2 separate regions of the Homo sapiens genome follow, and region 2 is linked to region 1. The links are chromatin contacts, found by Hi-C or POLR2A ChIA-PET in ENCODE. All regions are on one chromosome and are shown on one strand. The core of a region is the stretch at or near the end of the contact, and the rest is flanking DNA. Distances in the headings are between cores, read along the strand shown.

Evidence for each region. Hi-C counts contacts between places; a loop is a spot of excess contacts on that map. ChIA-PET counts read pairs that join two places held with the same protein, here RNA polymerase II (POLR2A). Pooled maps may share reads with other maps.
Region 2: a loop to region 1 is called in a pooled map, with 12 times the contacts of the local background. The contact joins the promoter of ZNF230 here to the promoter of ZNF529-AS1 in region 1. A Hi-C loop is called at or near these places in 1 of 168 maps with a recorded cell type or tissue (posterior vena cava) and 5 of 50 pooled maps. POLR2A ChIA-PET finds 5 or more read pairs at or near these places in 1 of 52 experiments (naive thymus-derived CD4-positive, alpha-beta T cell).

Annotation. Positions count from the first base shown.
Region 1 is chr19:36,571,906-36,575,884 of GRCh38, reverse strand. ZNF529-AS1 (ZNF529 antisense RNA 1) reads right to left here and starts at 2,536. Exons shown (of 5, transcript NR_173348.1): 1 at 2,330-2,536; 2 at 985-1,064. It overlaps ZNF529 (zinc finger protein 529), which reads left to right and starts at 2,593. Exons shown (of 5, transcript NM_020951.5): 1 at 2,593-2,745; 2 at 3,493-3,552. The coding sequence starts at 3,539. RefSeq lists an enhancer at 2,447-2,536.
Region 2 is chr19:44,000,265-44,004,213 of GRCh38, reverse strand. It overlaps ZNF230 (zinc finger protein 230), which reads right to left and starts at 1,257. Exons shown (of 5, transcript NM_006300.4): 1 at 1,107-1,257. ZNF230-DT (ZNF230 divergent transcript) reads left to right here and starts at 1,344. Exons shown (of 3, transcript NR_110727.1): 1 at 1,344-1,949. RefSeq lists an enhancer at 985-1,494.

The DNA.
Region 1 (3,979 bases), core at 1,287-3,786:
AGAGCGAGACTCCATCTCAAAACAAACAAACAAAACAAAACAAAAAAAAAACACATGTGAAACCTCTTAGAGTTTCTATAATAACGTGGTTAAACCTGCCTGGTTAACTAATAAGCATTTACTATTAAATCCTAATCATTATGCGAGATAGTACCTATTTAGTAATACCGGTTGGGGAAGTAGAGAAGAAAGTAATTACACTGTAGGCTCTAGACAGTTGAAAGAAATTTTTCTTTTAAATGAAGTTTGAAATTTGATTTTTACAGTAAATATTTTAATTAGAAAATGACTATTTTAATTACTACAAAGCTGACTTTGTGATTTTTAGTATTTCAAGTACTTTTACTTGGCTTAAAGTGATTTAGGAGGGCATTAAATCACCCTCAACTTCATCCAGGGGCAAGCAGGAGGCGGGGGGATGGGTGGGAGGGGACCTCAAATCTATATAACTATTCAAAGTGGTAGGGATGAAAGTATTTTACTTCTGTGCTACATATGGAGTCCTCATTTCAACATATTGGATTTAGTTTGTATGATGTTTCCAGGTAATGCAACCCTGTCATCTAGAAATTATAATTTTACCTCCTAGTTTCCAATGCTTGTGATATTTTAGTTATTAGAAACTGTCATAATTCTGCAAGCAAAATGAAATACACCAGACACACAGAGTTCTTCAGTCATTAACATCACTTACATAGTGATCCATTTTCAGTTATCATGGAATGTACACACAAAACCATGATAAATAACAATTAGCACAGACACATTCAGTTTCCTGTGATCTTACCTACTCCACAAAGCCACAATCCTATGGATCCTACATGACATTCACAACCCTGTTGAGCCCATCTTATAATTCCATACAAACATAGCAAAGCAAACTCAGAAACTACTTACTCCAGTTACACAATCTCACACACACAAATCACAACTAATCATTCTAAAAGGCTTATCAGCTTCTTGGAAAGTTAAATGTAAACTTACCAATTACCCAGCAACTTTTCTTCTAAATATTTGCCCAGGAGAAATGGAAACGTGCCAGCTTTATTCGTAATGTATAAAACCTGTAAATATGCCAAATGTTCAACAACAGAAAAATGACTACACAAATTGTGGTATATTTGCACAATGGAGTGCTGTTCAGAAAAAGAAAAATGAACTACACATGAAATCTCACACACATTAGGGTAAACTAAAGGAGAAATATGGAATTCCGGAACTGACAGTTACAGTGACACAAATCAGAACTATGGCTGTCTCTGCTTTGAAACTGACTGGAAAGGACACCAGCAAACTCCGGTGGTGCTGGTGTTGTAAACCAAAAATAAAATCCTAAGCACACCCAGACCATCTTGAATGGACCCCTCCTCTTGGCCAGGGCATTCCTAACCTGAAAAACTAGTAAAGCCATGATGGAAAGGCGGGGGTGGGCGGGTCGGACATGCTTCATTATACCCTCCTCCATTTTGGAATTACTGATAGAAAAGACCCCAAGTCTGAAAAGAAACATTTACAATCTATTCTCTGTGAAGCGTGCTACCTGGAGACATTCCTAAGTCTTACGTCAATAACTCTTTCAACCCATTGCCAATCAAATAATCTTTGAATCTACCTATGACCTGGAAGGCCAGCCACCTTCCAGCTGTCCCGCCTTTCCGGAGGGAATCAATGTACATTTTACATGTATTTGATTGGTGTCTCATGTTTCCCTAAAAGGTATAAAACCACATATATCCCGTCCACCCTGGGCACAGGTTCTCAAGATCTCCTGAGGGCTGGGCCACCGGCCATTGGTCACTCATATTTAGCTCAGAATAAGTCTCTTCAAATACTTTAGAGTCTGAGTCTTTTCGTCAACAGTGTAAAACACGCCCTAAGGCAGACACACACACACTGAACCGCCGCTACCTGCCAGATTCCATCTGGGGCCTTTCTCATGGTGCAAAACGGACAAAAACTCCAAGTCACCCTCAGGTTTACGACCACGGGTCACATCCTGAGGCCCCCACACTTAGAAGCCAGAGTGGAGCAAAACCTCGCCCGACTCAGGCTCCGAGTTCTCCCCTCGACCCTCCCCAGCCTAAAGGCTGTACCCGCTTCAGGCCTTCCCAGCCCGGCCCTCCAGTTCCTTCTTCGGCCTCCCTCAGCCTGGGGTCCGGGTTTCCTCCTCGGCTGAGCAGCCGGGTCCGCGACTCCCTTCACCCTCCCCGGCCCGGGCTTCCGGTTCTTTCCAGAGGTGAGGCAGGGGCCACCTAGAATTCCGCGGCCCCCCACCTCCCCCAAGACCACCCTCGCCCCAGCTTCCTGTTCCCCATTCTGTCCTCCCAACCTGGGTTCCCGATTACTGCCTCGACTTCACCTTGCCGTCAGGGACCACCAGCCGCCTCTTCCGCGCCTAGGGGACGCGCAGCGGCAGCCTCTGCTGATGGCAAGGGTCTGCGCACCCGGAAACTCCAGGGTCTGGGGCGTGGTGCGGCCCCTGCGGCCAGCGGGCTCCGCTTGAGCTTCAGGGCTCTTTCGTTGTTGGACTACGTTTCCCACAGGCCTCAGGGCCGCGGATGAACTTCGACCTTTGCTTCCTTTTCCGGTGTTGTGGTTATTGAGTTAAGCCTGGCGAGTCGAGGTGACCCGGGCCGGGCTGCGGGAGGAGCTCGCGGTGAGGTGGCCCCGCGCTGCCGGGCGAGGTCGGTCCACGTGGAGCCGGGAGCCTGAGGCCTCTGTACGCGGGAGCTGCGGACGATGGTGGTTAGTGCTATTGTTTACGACGTCATTGTGGTGTGTGTGTGTGAGAGACGGAGACCCTAGTGTGTGCCGTGGGTGCTGTTTGATCGGACTCAGGACGGTGAGTAGGGGCGGGGTCTATCGTGTGACCCTGGTCTACGGTGACGTGATCGTGTGACAGCACTGTTGTGACCAACTATAAGTGTGAACGGGGTAGAAGTGTTTTTTTGTTTTTTTTTGTTTGTTTGTTTGTTCGTTTTTTTCCGTGAGCCTGTAGGAGTTTGTTTTGGGTAAAGCGTCATTTTTCCGACTCTGTGATGTCTGTGATGGAATCTCTTCGTGAGGTCTTATACACACACACACACGCATATAGATAGATTACATAGATGATATATAGAAGATAGATAAATGATAGATAATAGATAGATAGATAGATAGATAGATAAGATAGATAAATGAAGTTTCCTGGGAAGACGTGAAGGGGAGGGCATAGGTGTAGTATTCATTCCTGGGATAACTCCCCTTGCATGAGTTTGGAGGCCATTTATACATTAAAGAACTACAGTATTTCCTGAGCTGTGTTCCCTAGAAACTGCTAGGCATTGGTCGTACCTTTTTCTCGGATGTGGGGAGGAGTCGACAGTATTCTAGTTTCCCTCTTCGATCTGGGTGTGTTTGTTGTGTGTGATGGGCTTTTCTGGTGGTGAACACTGTGTTCTTATTTAACCAGTCCAGGATGTCATGAGTCCTTTCTCCCTCTTGGTTATGTAGTTCTGCAAGTGAAGGCCCCCTGAAGTGGAAGACAGCATTGGTACTAATGGCCAACTCAAGGTTAGTTTTTTTTTTTGTTCATTTACCTGGTCCCTTGGTTTTCTCTTCCCAATTAACAACAGGACCGTAGAGATGGGTCCCCTTGTCCTCCATTGCCTTTCCAAATGCCCATTTCCCTTTCATTGAATATTCACATATGCATTAGGTAAATCATTCAATTCTCCCATGTGCTTCTTTTTTTCCAAAGGATTTTTATGGTATAGAAATACAACTCCTGGAGGAGAAGTTAAAACTTTTTTTTAGAATGTAATTTGTTAAGGAGGAGACGAGTGATTAAGTAGAATGGCACACTAGATACCTTTGATCTTATTTACAGACTTGATTTGCAAACAAAGCAAGATAGGAGATGGTAGGTATTAATCAGTAAGTGACAAAGTTGGCTTTGGAGACATTTAGGAGTGGGAATATGATAGGAGTTTTATGCAGA
Region 2 (3,949 bases), core at 8-2,507, 7.4 Mb before region 1:
CCACAATGATACAGTTCCACAACAGTACGAAATACTTGGAAAACATGAAACAAAATAGTTGAGAAATTTTTAAAAATTCCTAGACGTCCAAGCCCACGAGCCTTGCTCTCAACGTCCTTTCAATCAGGTCCTAACTTGCTTTCCCTACGAGTCCAGCTAGTTCCTCTGCCTCAATGAGAATGTATCCAAGAGGTGATCAACTCAGGCTCTGACCTGGACTGCCTAGGTGCCAACCCCAGCTCTACCTCTCACTAGTTGGCTGCTATGCACCCTGTGTCTCACTCTCATTTTTAAAACAAAGAAAAGCAATACTTCACAGAGCCACAGTGTGGCCTAAATTTATTTGTATAAAGCACTTAGAATGAAGTTACCAATTACGGCTTAATGATTATCAACACCCATTCCCGAGGACACACTCTCGGTTGGGTGAACATCTCTATAAAGGAAAAAAGCCAAGGACCAATCACATAGAGATTTGCCCTCAGTAGCCAAGAAGTCCCCTCCCTGCAGCTCTTTTAGAAAGGTCAGGCTGGGGAAGGCGAAAGTTGTGAAATACCCTGACTGCATCGCGGTCCCCCATAAAAGTTAAATGCTCCCCGCCCTTCGTGGAAGCGGACGCAACTCGCTTTCCTAAAAAGAGGTCAGAAGGCCTCCCGGGATCATCCAGCGTCCTGCAGGGATTAGGGAGAAGGACCAGGGCCCCTGCAGCTGAAGCTATGACTCCACCCGGGGACCTGACCTCTTCGGGAAGTTAACAAGAGACCACCAGTCACCAAGTGACAGGGACTGCTTTAAGGTTCTCATTTGCGTTATCTCTTTCAGTTCCCAAAAACGATTCTACTAGGATGGTTCTAATGTCCCCATTACCAAAAACAGCAATGGAAAGTATAAGGACATTGAGTAACACTCCACGTCACACTGCGAGAAAGCGGTCGCACAGGTAGGGTGGAGAGAGGCAGGCTGAGCGAGGTCAAAGTCCTGGAAACGCTCACAGCAGGGCACAGAGGACCCCGCCAATTCCAACCCCCGGGATGCGAGCACAGCACCCCCATCCCAGAAAGCTTCCGTGGACGGGAAAAAAACCCCATTCCCCGCCCCCACCAAACCTCCGCTCTCCGCCAAGGCTTCTTTTCCCTTGCTTGGATCATCGATCATCGGGTCGTTGCGACCCCAAGCGAAGGTGACAAGTTCAGAAGGACCCGCCAGACGCAGAAATGGCTCAAACTACGCGGTTATGTAGCAACCGCAGGCTCACACACCGGAAGTGCTCGCGTCTCCACAGAGCGTCTGGACTCCACTTCCCAGAATTCCCCGGTTCAACTGCTTGAGCCAAAGGGTCCGCCATTCCATGAAGTTGATGGACTACAGTTCCCAGAATTCACTCGTCCACCCGCCTGAGCCAACTTGCCCGCGACTCAGAGTGTGTCTGGACTCCGCTTCCTCCAATGCCAAAGGAAAATGTCTATAATCTCACTCTTCAGCGGGAAGCGTTGGACTCCGCGGTGGTCCTTGACTACACACACCGCAGTGCCCACCGGGAACGTATTCCATATCTCTGAGCGCCTGGTGGGGAATGTGGACTGTGACCCTGTGAGTCGTCCGTCTCTCTTCCTGAGTCTTTGAGCGAAAATAGTGTATAGACAGGAATTCCTGAAGTCTAAACGCCTCCCACGATGACAGGAGTGTTATTGGGAAGAGAACAAACGAGGAGATAAAATCTTCAAGGATTAGGATAATCTGACGATGGGAGGTTAAAACTAACGGTTTAAAGGATGAGCCAGGTGGAATGGTTTGGCAGGGGCAATGAGGAGCAGGAAGACACCAGCCCCTACTCCAGAAGCTGTGGGACCACTGGTTTGGCAGGAAAAGCCACCCCCATTTAAGATCACAGCTACTAGTGGAGAAGCGGTGTCGTCATGGAATAGCTATCTTCCCATAAACTTTTCATGGTATTCATATTTCTCCTTAGATGTAGAAACATCAAATTTCAGCGAATGTAGTGAATTGCTCAGTACCTCAGAGCAATAATGACTGATGAAGAGCTAGGCATTGGTATCAATCTTACATTGAGATTGTAAATGCAGTAAAACGGGAGGATTCTATAGGTGAAGGAGCATGTCTTATAAAGAGTTTTCTTCCTGGCCAAGCGCAGTGGCTCAAACCTGTAATGCCAACCCTTTGGGAGGCCAGGGCAGGACGTTCCCTTGAGCTCAGGAATTGGAGACCAGACAGGGAAATACAGGGAGACTTCGTCTCTATAAAAATTTTTTTTTAACTGGCCAGGCATGGTGGCCTGATCTTGGGACTACAAGTTCCAAGTACTCAGGAGGCTGAGGTGGGAGGATTGCTGAAGCCCAGGAGTTTGATTGAGGCTGCAGTGAGCTATGATGCCACCACTGCCCTCCAGCCTAGGCAACAGATACCTCAATAATTAAAGATTTTTTTTTTTAAGTTTCTTCTTATTTCTTGGTGAAACATAATTTCTTTATTATAGTTAGCAATTTAAAAACTGGCATTGGTTAAAAAATAATAACAGTATAAAGCTAAATTAGGAAACAATTCATCTAAAAACCTGCTCTTTTGAAGGTAACTTTTTTTCTCCCTATAAACATACATTGGCCTATAAACCAATATTCTTCTTTTTAAAAAAAATGGAGTCTACTGTTTACCTATTTTTCTAAACTAAAAACTTTTCAAAATTTTGTTTAGACACAAAAATAAGGTGACTGTGCCAAACTTTTGATGCCAAACATCCGCTCTCTGAAAATTGAGTGATCACTATTCATATGCCAGTTATAGCTGTATCCTTGATCTACTCTGCCTTCCCGAAAGATAAGATGTATTGACACACTCAATCGTAGCATGCAGGGAACTGAGCCTAAAAGGTTAGGGGCACTTGGCATCAAAGGTCCCTTCTGCTTCCCAGGTCCGTGCACTCTGGGTCTGTGTTGGGAGGAGCAGCCTCTATGATCTCCTAGATGCCTTTGGGGTCATTCTTCCAGTGTTAATGGACAGCAGGTCCTGGCTTCTGTTGACATGACCAATCCAAACTAATCTCCTAAATCAGTTGCTTATCTCTACCGTTGTTTTATCCAGAACAGGTTTTCTAATTTTTTTTTCCAAAGTAGATAGGCTGTGAATTTTTAAAATTCTTAGTTCTGTTTCCCTTTTAATTAATAATTCTGACTTTCTGTGGTGTCCCTCCCACATGTGGGAATTCTGGGAGATACAATTCAAGCTGAGATTTGGGTGGGGACACATCCAAACCATGCCATTGATGACACTGACAAAAACAACAGGGAAAGGACTCCCTATTCAATAAGTGCTGCTGGGATAACTGGCTAGCCATATGCAGAAGATTGAAACTGGTCCCCTTCCTTACACCTTATACAAAAATGAAGCTGGGCGCTGTGGCTCACCTCTGTAAAAATGGGTAATAATGTCCCCACTTTTAGTTACTTGAGTCTTTTTTAGTCAGTCCTGCTAAAGTTTTCACAATTTTGTTAGTCTTTCAGAATAATCAACTCTTGGTTTGGTTGATTTTCTTTGTATTCTTCTTCTGTATTTTATTTATTAATACTTTAATCTTTATTATTTCCCTCCTAATCACTTTCTGTAAGATTCTCCTTTTCTAGTTCATGAAAATAAAATTAGGCTGTGGATGTCAGATCTTTCTTCTTTAATATAAGCATTTACAGATATAAATTTCCCTCCTCCTACTGCTTTTGCCTCATTCCAAAAGTTTTGGCCATTGTTTTCATTTTCAGTTGTCTAAGGTATTTCCTAATTTCACTCCTGATGTACTCTGACATATTATTTAAGAGTGTGCTGCATGCACACGTATGTTTATTGTGGCACTATTCACAATAGCAAAGACTTGGAACCAACCCAAATGTCCACCAATGATAGACTGGATTAAGAAAATGTGGCACATATACACCATGGAATA